Linked DNA regions of Mus musculus: region 1 is linked to region 2. A link is a contact called in ENCODE Hi-C or POLR2A ChIA-PET data. All regions are on one chromosome and are shown on one strand. Each heading gives the region's core, a stretch centred on a gene start or an enhancer-like site at or near the end of the contact. The rest is flanking DNA. Distances are from core to core; before and after follow the strand shown. Region 1 holds the start of C230024C17Rik (RIKEN cDNA C230024C17 gene). Region 2 has its middle 36 kb from the start of C230024C17Rik.

Evidence for each region. A loop is a pair of places that touch in the nucleus more often than their neighbours do. ChIA-PET counts read pairs that join two places held with the same protein, here RNA polymerase II (POLR2A).
Region 1: a loop to region 2 is called in a map of v-Abl transformed pro-B cells, with 2.9 times the contacts of the local background. The contact joins the promoter of C230024C17Rik here to the enhancer-like site in region 2. A Hi-C loop is called at or near these places in 5 of 37 maps with a recorded cell type or tissue (CH12.LX, T-helper 17 cell and v-Abl transformed pro-B cells). POLR2A ChIA-PET finds 5 or more read pairs at or near these places in 2 of 5 experiments (Patski and embryonic stem cell).

Annotation. Positions count from the first base shown.
Region 1 is chr1:153,734,212-153,740,389 of GRCm38, forward strand. It overlaps C230024C17Rik (RIKEN cDNA C230024C17 gene), which reads right to left and starts at 3,618. Exons shown (of 3, transcript NR_046171.1): 1 at 3,265-3,618. It overlaps Rgs16 (regulator of G-protein signaling 16), which reads left to right and starts at 6,142. Exons shown (of 5, transcript NM_011267.3): 1 at 6,142-6,178.
Region 2 is chr1:153,699,105-153,704,611 of GRCm38, forward strand. No RefSeq gene overlaps it. Among named protein-coding and RNA genes, the nearest start is that of C230024C17Rik, 36 kb to the right of the region's middle. Within about 2 kb of position 3,992, at least 1 of the 3 ENCODE cell types and tissues checked has a DNase peak (open chromatin) inside an H3K27ac peak, as active enhancers do.

The sequences.
Region 1 (6,178 bases), core at 2,368-4,867, 35 kb after region 2:
GTACTCTGGTAGTGCCACGGAAATCTTCCTAGCAAGTTGGCTGGGATCCTGATACAGGCATCTTAGGAATGACCCTCCCTCCACCCCCACCCCCACCCCCACCACTACCCCAGGGGACACAAAAGAGGTGAGATGTTCTGAGAGTTTTACACTAAAGGGACAAGGAGAATTTGCACAAGCTCCAGGTGTGCTTCTTGTCTTGATTTTAGCTCCAGCCCTGCTATCTGCTCTTCTTCCTGATTTGGCTCCTTTTGCTGGGTTTCATGAAACTCCAAAAGCTACAGTGGCTGTCCATGTTAGGGGCATGCCTAGCACTGAGTTTCACTGCATAATCTAACCCTTCTGGGACCCATTTCCAGAAACTTGCCTGGAGAGAAGGAAATTCAGCAGAGAAGGGCTCGAAACTCAAAGACCCTTGGGAGGCAGGGCTGACAGAGACTCTCCAAGGGTGTTAGTGTTCTTTGAGTTTGTTGCTGTCCCTTTGTTTCATTCATAGATTTGATATTTAGTGAATACGTGTATTGTGTTGGATATTGTGCAGGGCATTAAGATTTGGGGTTTGAGGCATCCTTGGGGTCATCTTAGTTCTGCCTAAGCAAGCACCTATATCACAAAGGCAGCTTCAGACCAAGAAGAGGACCTGAGTGTCCTTCAAACCAGGGGTGATGGTCCAATTTGCTCTGGGCTGGGACACAAACAGCTAATCATGGAAAGCTCCTCTGTGAGCATCTTTGAGTCCTGCCATCCTGACATTGAGATCTGAACGGTGCTCCCTCCTCATCTGTCCTGGGTCTCCACTATGCCACAAGCACAGCTGGGGGCTGTTTGCTACACCCTGCTGGAAGTTCCTGTTGGTGGATGGGTGACAGACGGGTGCGGTGGGGTGATGGTTAGAACACCTCCTTGACTCCAATTCCAGGGTGACAGGTGCCTGAAAACGGAGCACAGTCTCACCCAGAACCTACAGGACTGTGCAGCTCTGTGCCCAGTCTTAGAGAGAACTAGAGATCTAACTCCTGCCTTCCAGGCACTTGTAAAATGGTAGGCCTCAGTTTTCCCCTCTTCTGGAGTGTTTTATTCTAAATGATTTCTCAGGGCCTTGGAAAATGCCTGGGGAGGGGTGGGGGGAAATGTAGATTTAACTGAAACTTGTTTCTGAGTAGTAGTGGACGGAAGAGAGGTGCTCTCGGTGAAGAAATATCGGTGGCAACCTTGAGGAAAGGGATGGGGAACCACAGAGAGGGAGAAGAAGACCTTTAGAAGCCCCTTAGGTAATTCTCGAAGCTTGGAAATGGCGATGTTAGGGTTAAGTGGGTTCATGGATGCTACCCATTGACATTGTCTCCAGGGAATGCATCACTATGACGTCAGGGCAGTGGGCAGGTGTGTTTGCTTGCTGATGTGAACTGAGACTCCATGGGGTAGGAAAGCATGGGGGTGGGGGGAGATGTTAGGAAACCGAGGCACCATGGAATGGTGAAGCCTGGGGAAGAGAGGGAAACCTGGTCATTGGTAGTCAGGGGGAATTCAGGAGGTTAAGGCAGGTGGACAGTCCCTTGCGGTGTTAAGAAGACAGCATAGCTTGACAGACAAACCCACGTGTGCCCAAACATAAACAGCATGCTTGACGCTTATGAGGATTCAGACCAACATGTCAGAATCCAGGAAGCATAAACACAGAGAGCCAGGTTCCTTCTAGCCGTGGCCAGGGCCCTGGAGGTCAAGGAGGAACAAGGGCCTTTAGGACTCAATGGCTCCCTGTCCCTATGACTCTGGGATCCATGAAGCTCTGACTACAGGACACTAGCCCTGGCCTCCCTCCCAAGTGGGAATCGGGGTCTCTAGAGAGCAAAAGGAGATGGAGAAGCATGGGCTGGGAAGTGCTGCAGGGGACCGAAGACCTCAAAGATTAACCAGGGGGACTTCAGCAGAGGAAGGGGTTTTCCATGGCTACACAAAGGAACTGGAGACACGAGGGACCAGGAAGCAAAAAAGCAGAAAAGTCCAGAGCCAGTGACGACACCACAGCTAAGGGCAAGGACTGGAAAGTGGAAAATGTGAGTGGGGAGAAAGGAATGGAGCGAGCAAATGAGGGGGGTGGGAGAGAGAGAGAGGAGACAGGAGACAGGAAGGATGAGTGAAGCATCCTGCTATTTCCTCCAGGGTTTCTCATCATGAGCCAAGTGTGAGCTGGAGAACACATACAGAAAACCGATGTGGCGAATGCTCAGAAATGTGGGCTCTGGAGTTAGCTCAGAGCTCAAACCCCAGTGTTTGATTATAATGTCTTTTTTCTTTGTGTGTGTGCGCACGCGCATGCACCTGTCTGCCTGTCTGCCTGTGTCTGATTTTGTAGTCTCCACCTTAGTTTTTAGACACTCCTCAGCTTAATTTTTGAGATAGGGTGTTTCATGAACCTGTGTTTTTGTTGTTGTTGTTGTTTTGTTTTGTTTTGTTTTGTTTTAAGCTATACTGGCACAGGGATCTACCCGGCTCTGTCGATCGCACGCCAGCATATCCCCCTCACCCCTCCCTTGCCAGCCTTGGGATTATAGACATGTGGCCACCACCTGGCTTTTTAGGTAGGCACTGGGGACCCAAACTCAGGTCTCATATTTGTATAGCAGGCACTTTACCCACCAACCCATCTTCCTAGCTCCTAATTATAAGGTCTCGATGGTAAGGGGGAGTCTAACAAGTCTAAAAGGCAGGTGGACAGCCCCTTGTGATGTTAAGAAGACAGCATGGCCTTTTACTGCCTTTCCCCACGGACTTGGGAACACAGTACATTTTAAATGACTATTTGTGGGGAGACTGATGATTGAATTTGGAGGATCCAGAGCACAGGATGTGTGTGTGTGTGTGTGGTATGGTGTGTGTGGTGTGTTAATGGATTACAGTCATTCACCACCAAACCATTGACACTAGACAAAGCTCCCGTCTGGACTTCTGCTACCACAGAAAGGGTAATGTGATGTACCATGGGGGCTGAAGGAGATGAAGGACAGAAAGGCTGAGAGGCACTATGGGATATTTAATCCTGACCCCCAGCTTTGCCCAGATTGCTGATCCCAGATGACCCAGGCCACAAAGCTGTTGTCCCTACACCCTCCATTAAAGAGATGGCAGCTGTGCTGGACCTGCTGGGCAAAAATGAGGTCAGGTTTTGTCAGAGCCAGTGCAATTCACCAGCATATTCAATGGGCTAGATTCACAGCTACTGTGGAGTCAATCACATCTCTGAAATCACAGATAGGAACTGACCTGCTGGGAAGAGAAGTCTGGATACATTGTGAACTTCAGAAAGTTTCTGTCTGGAAACCAGAAAGGTAACCATGGCAACTGGGAGGCAAGTTGAACTCAGAGGAGGGCTCTTCATCCTCAGCAGGGAGCTGTGAGCTCTCTGGATCTGCCTGTCAGTGCGGTTGCGGTTGTATCAATTCCTTTGTCTTCCTTTGCTTTGTCAAATAGAACATACTAGCCCAGGAATCTGGCGGCAGCCCTGGCTTCAGCCTGGATGTATTTAATGAAAAACACCTTGGGCACTGCTATTTTGTTGCCTGCCAAATAGAAATTTCAAACCTCCTTAAAGACCCCACAAGGATGCAGAATGGGCAGGGAGGTTTGAGAGGATCCTCTGCAGAATGCAGTATTCTTGTCACGTGACTCTGGGTTGATTCCAAAATGGGCAAGAGCGTCGGGTATGATCCATCCGTGTCACATGGAGAACGGCTGTGCCATGGATAACACCCACATCTGTGCCTGGCAGCTGTGTGACAAAAGTGTGTCTGTGGGTATGAGGAGCACCAGGCAAAGGAAAACCTTCAGCTCAGCTGAGCACCTCTGGTGGGCTGGCTGGCTGCTCCATGTAGATGGAGACTTGAGATACACAGCCGCCCAACAAGGCATCCACCCACCGAGTGCCCACACGTCTCTGCTCAGCCCCAGTCTAGCCCTCGGGCTGTGAGGTAGGAAGCTCTCAAGAGCTGAGCTTGGCAAGACGGGCATGTGGATTTGGTGTTCACTGCACCTGAGGTAGAAGTGTGTCCAGGAATGTGCCCTGTCCTCTCTGCCTTGGTTCTGCCTTGAGAATGTGGGAGTTTGGGAACAGTGGATCAGGTTGACTAACTGGGTCACCCTTCATAGGGTCTGGCTCAGTGAGGGGAGTCTACCTGAACTATTGTTCCAGATGTTTGGTTTCGGACTGGACTGGACAGGCACAAGGGACTGAGGTGCAAATTTTTCATATCAAAGCAGACCTGGCCTCTAGGTTCTCCCAGCATCCCTCAGTCTCACCTGGCATACCCTGCCCCTAACCCTGAACTTTCAGCCCAGGGGCTGGGCTGCCCTTCCCCCAATGCCTCTTCTCTATATAATCCAGGCATTTTGATCTCTTCTTCTTCCTCTTCTTCCTCTTCCTCCTCCTCCTTCTCTCTCTGTGCATGCACATTCTCAAGTGCCCTTTCTCTAGACAAGACCACTGAGCTGCATCTCCAGCCTCCTTCCTCGCCTCCCTTTCCTTTCCTCCTTCCCACTCCCTCCCATCTTCCTTTCCCGACCTTTTACTTCACAGAGCATAGAGCAGTCCTTACTGCTGGAGAAGCCCCCTAGGAGATGGAATTCTGTATCCTGAAAGTGACAAAACATTGTTTTCCTTACTGCATAGAATTCCATACAGCATAGATTTCCAGTCTATCTGTTTGCCAATCTGTTTGATTGTGTGCCAAGTCTTGTTCCAAGCGCCTTGTATATAGATGCGGGTCCTTTGGCATGCCACCCAGATCCCCTATCCTGGCCACCACCAGTGTGGTATGGTCTCTGTTATAGGCTCTGGGAGTTGCTCTTGACAGAGACATCACCTGGAGCCAGGTCAGGCATCTCAGCACAGCAGAGTCCAATAAATGGGTAATGCTAAGGCCTGCTCAGCTCCAGAAGTAGACACTTGCAAAGGTCTACACAACTCTAGAACATCCTTGAAGACCCTCTGGGCGTGGGGTGGGGTCTCTGTGTGCAGCATAACTGCTCTGCTCTTCTCTCAGTTCGTTTCTGAGAATTATCCCTAGCATGCCTGCTACCCCTACAGAATGCTCCCTGGGGAAGTCCAGCTCTCCAAAAAGGTCTTCAGTCCCCACCACACCTTATGAAATAAGTATGGTGATGTCTAAACCCCAGACACAAAGAAATGGAAAGATGGAGTCTCTAAGGTCTCTCATAATTATACAGCAGAAACATGATTTGAAACTCCATAACTATCTACCCTTAACCTTACCTGCTGCTTCTTAGTAGCAATCTCGAAGGGAGCTCCCGAGGGCCAGCCGGGAAGACAATGGCACCTTTAAGGCAGGATGAGGAGGGGAACTAAGCAGTTGCTTAGCCTCAGGATCACTTACCGGTTACAGAGCTGTTGTTACTGTTGCTTTCCAGCAGGAGCAACATGGTAAATTCAAAGCTGGATTGAGGCACCAAGACTTACCCTATAACTATAGAGCATTAGAGCAATTAAGCACGGTTGCAGAGATTTCTGCTATAATTGTGTTAAGTAAATGTTTCCGCCCATGCCTGCTGATCTTGGCCAAATCGCTAGTTTTCTGATCTTCTGATCCTTCATCTCAAAGTGGAGGTAATGACCGTGGGGGCGAATAGCTCACTTGGCTCCCGTCACCTTCGAAGACCATGGGATGGTACCTGTTCTGACCTGAGAGAGAGTGCAGTATAGTGGTGATGTACTTTTTCTTGGAATGCACCCCATGCGCCTGTCCTCCGTGAACTCTCCACCCCCTACCAAACCTCTCCTGTCACTTTTGAATTGTTTTCCTGCTTTTACTAGAGGTCGGCGTCTCTCTCTCTCTCTCTCTCTCTCTCTCTCTCTCTCTCTCTCTCTCTCTCTCTCTCTCTCTCGGCGTATGTCTGGTCTTCAAGCCTTCCTCTTCTCCTGGCACCCCAAGTCTCCGACCTTGGGGGTGGGGACAGCCCCGTGCGCTTGAGATGAGGCCCTGGGGGCTACCAGTCGTGCCCCACCCCTTCAGACTCCCCTCGCTGCCTCCTCCCTCCCAACGCCCAGCCCCACTCTCTTATTGGTCGGCGACGTTCGTCCCCGCCCCGCCCCACGGGGATAAAAGCCTTAGTAGCCACCGGCCCGGCGCGTGCCGCTCTCCAGACCTCTTCTGCGCAGCCTGGT
Region 2 (5,507 bases), core at 2,742-5,241:
CGTGGTCTTTCACTCTTTGGATGGGGCAACCGGAACTTCTGGCTGGCTTTCAACTCCTTCCCTTAATGGTAACTTAGTGTGGAACTGGCTTTTGTGTCTGAGTGCTCTCCTGAACTCTGAGAAAAGCTCTGGCAGATGTAAGAGACTTGGGGCTACACCTAGAGTTTCCTAACACACAGGAAAAAAAATAAGTCCTACATCTACTAAGAAAGAGTCACTGCCAGAGGCAAAGGCTCCTGTGGGAAGCTGTTAGGTTGGGCCTGTCCTTACTGTGGAGCCGCTATAACAAAACACCATAGACAGGATTGCTTATGCACAATAGATCTGTATTTTTGTTGTGCCACCTCCTGTCTGGCCAAACTCTAGGTCATACTTCTGAGCTGCAATAATAGAAGGAAAATAAGGAACTCTCAGTCTCTTTTTATAAAAGGATACACATCCCACCAGTCCATGCCTCACCCCGTGGCACAGAAGGGCATCTAAGTTCACAGCCCAGGTCACAGCTAGACAGGAAAGGCCACAATCCAAGAGCTGTCTTTGATAGGGTCACAGCTACAGGCTCTAAGGGATTTGGAATCTGACACTAAAAACATCTGGGTTGGAATTCCAGTTTTAACTCTTGCAAGGTATATGAGTTTGGGGGGAATTCCCATCTGTAAAACTGAGATGTTAACAGAGCCAGTACTAGGGTTTGCTGTGATCAATAAGTAGTTAGCACTGTCTCTGCTTCCTTTTCTTCCTTCTGAGGATGGGGTGTGATAGGACTTCTGGTTACCAACAACTTCCTCTGTAAAGCTTCACAAACTGCCCTACCTGTGCTCTTCTGCTCCTTGGGTGGGGTAACAGGGCCCTCTGCCTGGCTCTCCATTCCTTCCTTTAATGGTTACTTGGTGTAGAGCCTACTTTTGTATCTGAGTGCTGCTACACTCATGAGTGCAAATGCGTGTTAAGTGCAGTTAGGTTTCTCCTTTTGTAACTCGCTTGCTTCTTGCATGACTGTGAAAGATGAACCATGACCAGTGAGAGAGCGGAGGATGTAAAGGCGACTGGTGTGCAAGCCTGGCAGGCTGAGTTCTATCCCCCAAATCCATGTAAAGGTGGAAGGAGGAAGCCACCTCCACAAAGTTGTCCTTTGGCTTCCAAACACATGGCGGATGTGCCTGTGATGCTGCAGAAATAAATAACAATAAAAGAAACCCTCAGAAAGCCAATGCTATTATACAATCAGTATGCCTTCTCTTCTTTGCTACACTAAACTCCCAAGAGAAGAGACTGTGTCTTCCTCATTCCTTATTTAGCTCCCTAAATATTTACTAAAAGAATGTTGAACCCACAAATGCTTTGGGGAGGCACTGTGTACGGCTGAGACGCTAGTATAATTTAGGGGTGGAGGCAAGACCTCTAAAACCTGGGATCTCGTGAACTTCCTTGGCTCTTACAGTGACTCTCCTTGGTTTATAAGCATTGGCATCTGCCGGGTGAATGTGGGCAGCTGTGCACTTATGAGCAGGAAGAAAGAAAAGAAACAGTTGGGAGTCAGAGGCTTAGTTGAGCAGCTGAGACTCTGTCTAGCCAGATCCCTGTGACAGTCCTATGGGATGGGGCATTAGTTTCCTAGGACGGTCAAAACAAGTTAGTGCTTTCCTCTTTTCGGAACTCATTTGCTTCTTGCATGACTATGAGAGAGAACCGTGTCTAGTGAGACGGCACAGGAAATAAAGGCAATTGCTCTGCAAGCCCAGCAGCCTGAGATTTACCCACAGAACCTATGTGAAGGAGGAAGTCAGTTCCACACACATGACCAAGACAACAGAACTTTATTGTCTCATGACTCTGGAGCTAAACGTTCAAGATCAAGGCCCTCCTCGGCTGGTTTTCAATGAGGCATCGTCCCTAGACTTGGTGATGGCTCTTTGCTTGCTACTGGGAATATACATCCCTGAACTGCAGGCTTCAGCACGTCATGTCCCTAGTCCTTCTCCTTCAGGCACTGAAAGCAGCCGTATGAGCACCTACAGGGGCTGGCTCTGTGCAGGGATAGTTGATGGGGAAAGAAGGGGATTCAGATCTTGACAGACCAGAGACTCAACGGTGACTCTGTACAGCACCTTCTGGATGGCTCTTGACTTCCAAGCACTGGATTCTATTTTTCCTGCTTGAAGTACGGAGCCACTTATGTTCATTTGGTAGGTGCCTACGCTTGCTATGTGGAAAGTCCTCAGAAGAGCCAAGGAACTCCTAGAGTCTCTTCCCTTTTCCTAATGACAGCTGTCCTAATGGACAGATATGTCCTTCTTGCATAACTTCAGCGTCATCCTCTTTAAAATCCTGTCTCCAACTTCTGAGGTACTAGGGGTTAGGAATCAGCCCATTATAAGGTAAATGCTGCTGTTATCACCAAGAACACAAGAGGAAATGAAAGCACAGATGGATTATATGATATCCCCAATGTCACATGGGGCGAGGCTGGCAGAAGTGGAGTTTAGAATCCTGGCACTCTAAATCCAGAGTCAACATCCCAGAGTCTACTGTGCTGTGGACAGGAGGTTCTAGGGGATGAAGTGGGTGGAGCTGGTACTGGAAGGAACTTGGAGTACTAGAACTAAACTGTCCTGGGATGGGACCAACAAGTGTACACTGACTAGAGTAGAGATGGGGGACACTTTTCTGACCTTTGCTCACTCAGAAGTCTTGAATCCTGATAGAAAACAACCATGGTTGAAAAGATGTACTGCAGAACCTACCTGGGGTTAGATTGGCCAGTTGTGTGAAGGCTGTTCCCTGGCAATGAGTCTACAGATGCAGTCACTCAGTTTGATTTGTGTCAGTCCTGCCCTTCATACTGTCTCCCCTAGTCCTTCAGTCTGTCCTCCACAAGGGCACATCAAGGATACAACATTCCTTTTAGGGTTGCTGAACCACAGCCCAGTCCCCAGACTAAGGACATATGGCTCCATCTCCCTCATCTGCCGTGGGAAGGCATGTCCCCAGTGTGTGGACCTCAATGCTATCTCCCTCCGACTCCATTCGGCAGGCACTAATACTAGCATCATGGGCATGAACAGGGGCTGCCTCTTCCCAGAGGTCACTGGTGGGAGAGCACGTAGGATTCTGATCCACAGAGGCAGGGGCCTGGACACCGGTGTTGTCTGGGACCCTGGAGAAGGAGCCTCTCCAGGTCTTGCTTTGCTTATTAGCAAAAGGGGCCCAGTCAGTACATTTCCTGGCAGGGTAGCCACAAGGATTATGGGTAATTTATTGAAACCACATGGAGCAGGACTCGGTATTGGGGAAGTGCTTAAAAAATTATAGCTCTAAGCGTTGGCAACCCTGGCCCCGGTGTGAGGCTATCTTAATATTCAGTCCCTTAACATTATCTGGGATCAGTTGGCAGTTAGTCAGCTGAGGTGGGTGAATGCTTGCAGAAAAACAGAGCCTCTGTTAGCTTGTAAACAACGCTTCTCGCCTAAGAGGGTACTGTGTTAAATGCAAGGTAGATATGCCAGGACTATCTGCTTGTCACTTAGCTCCTCAAATCACCACCCCAAATGCAAACAGATTAACTGGATGTTTGAGTTGGCAGAGGAAAAAAAAAAAAACAAAAAAAAACCCAAAACAACCTCCTTGCATCAGATCTGATCAGGCACTGACAGCATGCCCTTACCTAATGGCAGGAATCGAGCAATGCTTTTGGCTTGTAGGCTCTGGGGTAGCACAGGTGGATGTTCATACTCTGAGTACCCCCACTCCCCAGTGTAAACTGCTCAGGGATGAATGGGGATGGAGTCACTTCCAACTCACAATAGTGATGTGTAGGTTTGCTGGGATTCGAAAGGAAATGCTTTCCACCGCATGTTCTAAAAATGAATGTGTTGGGGTTTTCCCAGTGAGGGTATTGTTAGGCCAGTTGTAGCTAGTGTGTAAGGATCATTGACGATTGGCAGAGTCTCCCAGGAGATGGCAGAGAACTGGGGTGAGGGGCTGGGATGCTAGGCTTCCGGGAGCTTGTGTATCATGATCACGTTCACATCTCGGTCCGGTCTGTGTGGATCATGGGAAACTCTTACTGCGAGGTGGGGGAATGATCCCTGGGGAGGTGACTGTGGACAATTACTCAGCAGCTCTTTTGCTTTCCCTGTGGCCTTGGCCTGGGTAAAAGAAGGAGAGGGACAGGCTCAGGGAGGACCCAACCCTGAAGCAATCAGGAGCAAATAGCCTTGCATACCTGATTCAGGGGCTGCCATGCCTGAGCTGAAGCAACCTCAAAGAATAGGTGTGTGTGTGTGTGTGTGTGTGTGTGTGTGTGTGTGTGTGTGTGTGTGTGTGTTGGGGGGAGGTACAGGAGAGCTGTCGGACCCTTGTTCCTCACACTGCTAAATGGCCTTTTCTGCAGGCAGCTCTGCAGAGGGACTTGACTCAGGCGGGGAGGAAGTGTTCTCACACAGAGGGACTGGCATCTGCAGCCACAGAAACAGGCTCGCTTTGTTGAGGGAGCAGCTGTTGGCCACTTGTTCACTGGCTTGGGCTAATCCCTCTTTTGAGTGGAAGCTGGAAGCCTGGATTCTGAAATAAAGGACACAGGAGAAGCGCCATGACATGTTCAGTGCCCGCTGTCGGGGTCATTAGCTTCTCGAGGTGAGGTGAGCCCAGTGTGCTGTTTTTGGTCGGCTCCCCTGCTCCCCTCATCTAAAGTCCTCGTACTGCTCCCCTCCCGCCCCTGCCCCACTTAGGATCTTGACAGCTGTCCGTCCTGTCCCTGAGGGCCTTTTTTGTCTCCCTGGCACCTGCCCCTGTTCTCTACAGTGTTCAGGGTCAGAACGAAGCATTCCAGGCTGGACAGAAGCCAGAGAAGCCTGGCCACTTTGAAGGGACCTCAGCCTCTTAGATTGCTATCCGGTCCCATTCATAGGGCATAACAACCTATCCTTATAAGGTGGCTGGGCAAAGCCAAGGACCTTTAGGTGCCTGCTTGTGAGCATAAGTTGGGGGTGGATTGGAAGAGTCTGGAGATGTTCTCTAGAGCCGTAGAAGAAATTTCATGTACATCCACCACCCATGCAGAGAAGAACGGAATAGATCAGAAGCACAGAAGTAGCACTTACTATAAACCCCATAGAGAGGTCAATGAGAAAAGGGGGGCACACATTCGTGTAGGGGATGCTGTGACTCGCATCTCCTTTCATCTTCGCTGCAGTAGGTGTGATGATCCCTGGGCTCTGAAGGGTTAACCGAGTATGCTGATGAGTAGCAGCTGGGGTGGCAGACTCTGTCTGCGTCTGTGGTGCCCTGGCTCCCAGCCTAGCCTCAGGCCTCTCTAGAGCACCTCCTGTGTGAGAAAACTAAGCTCTTAAGCTCTTCAGTTCTTGTCGCTCTCTTTACCTGGAGTCTGAAGTCTTAGAGGGAGTGAGTCAAAGCTGATACCTCTCATCTGGCAGTCCTCTTGTTCAGGACCCTGGCTGGCTACGTGATTCCCATCCTAGTTCTCATGATGATGGTAAGTAGACCGA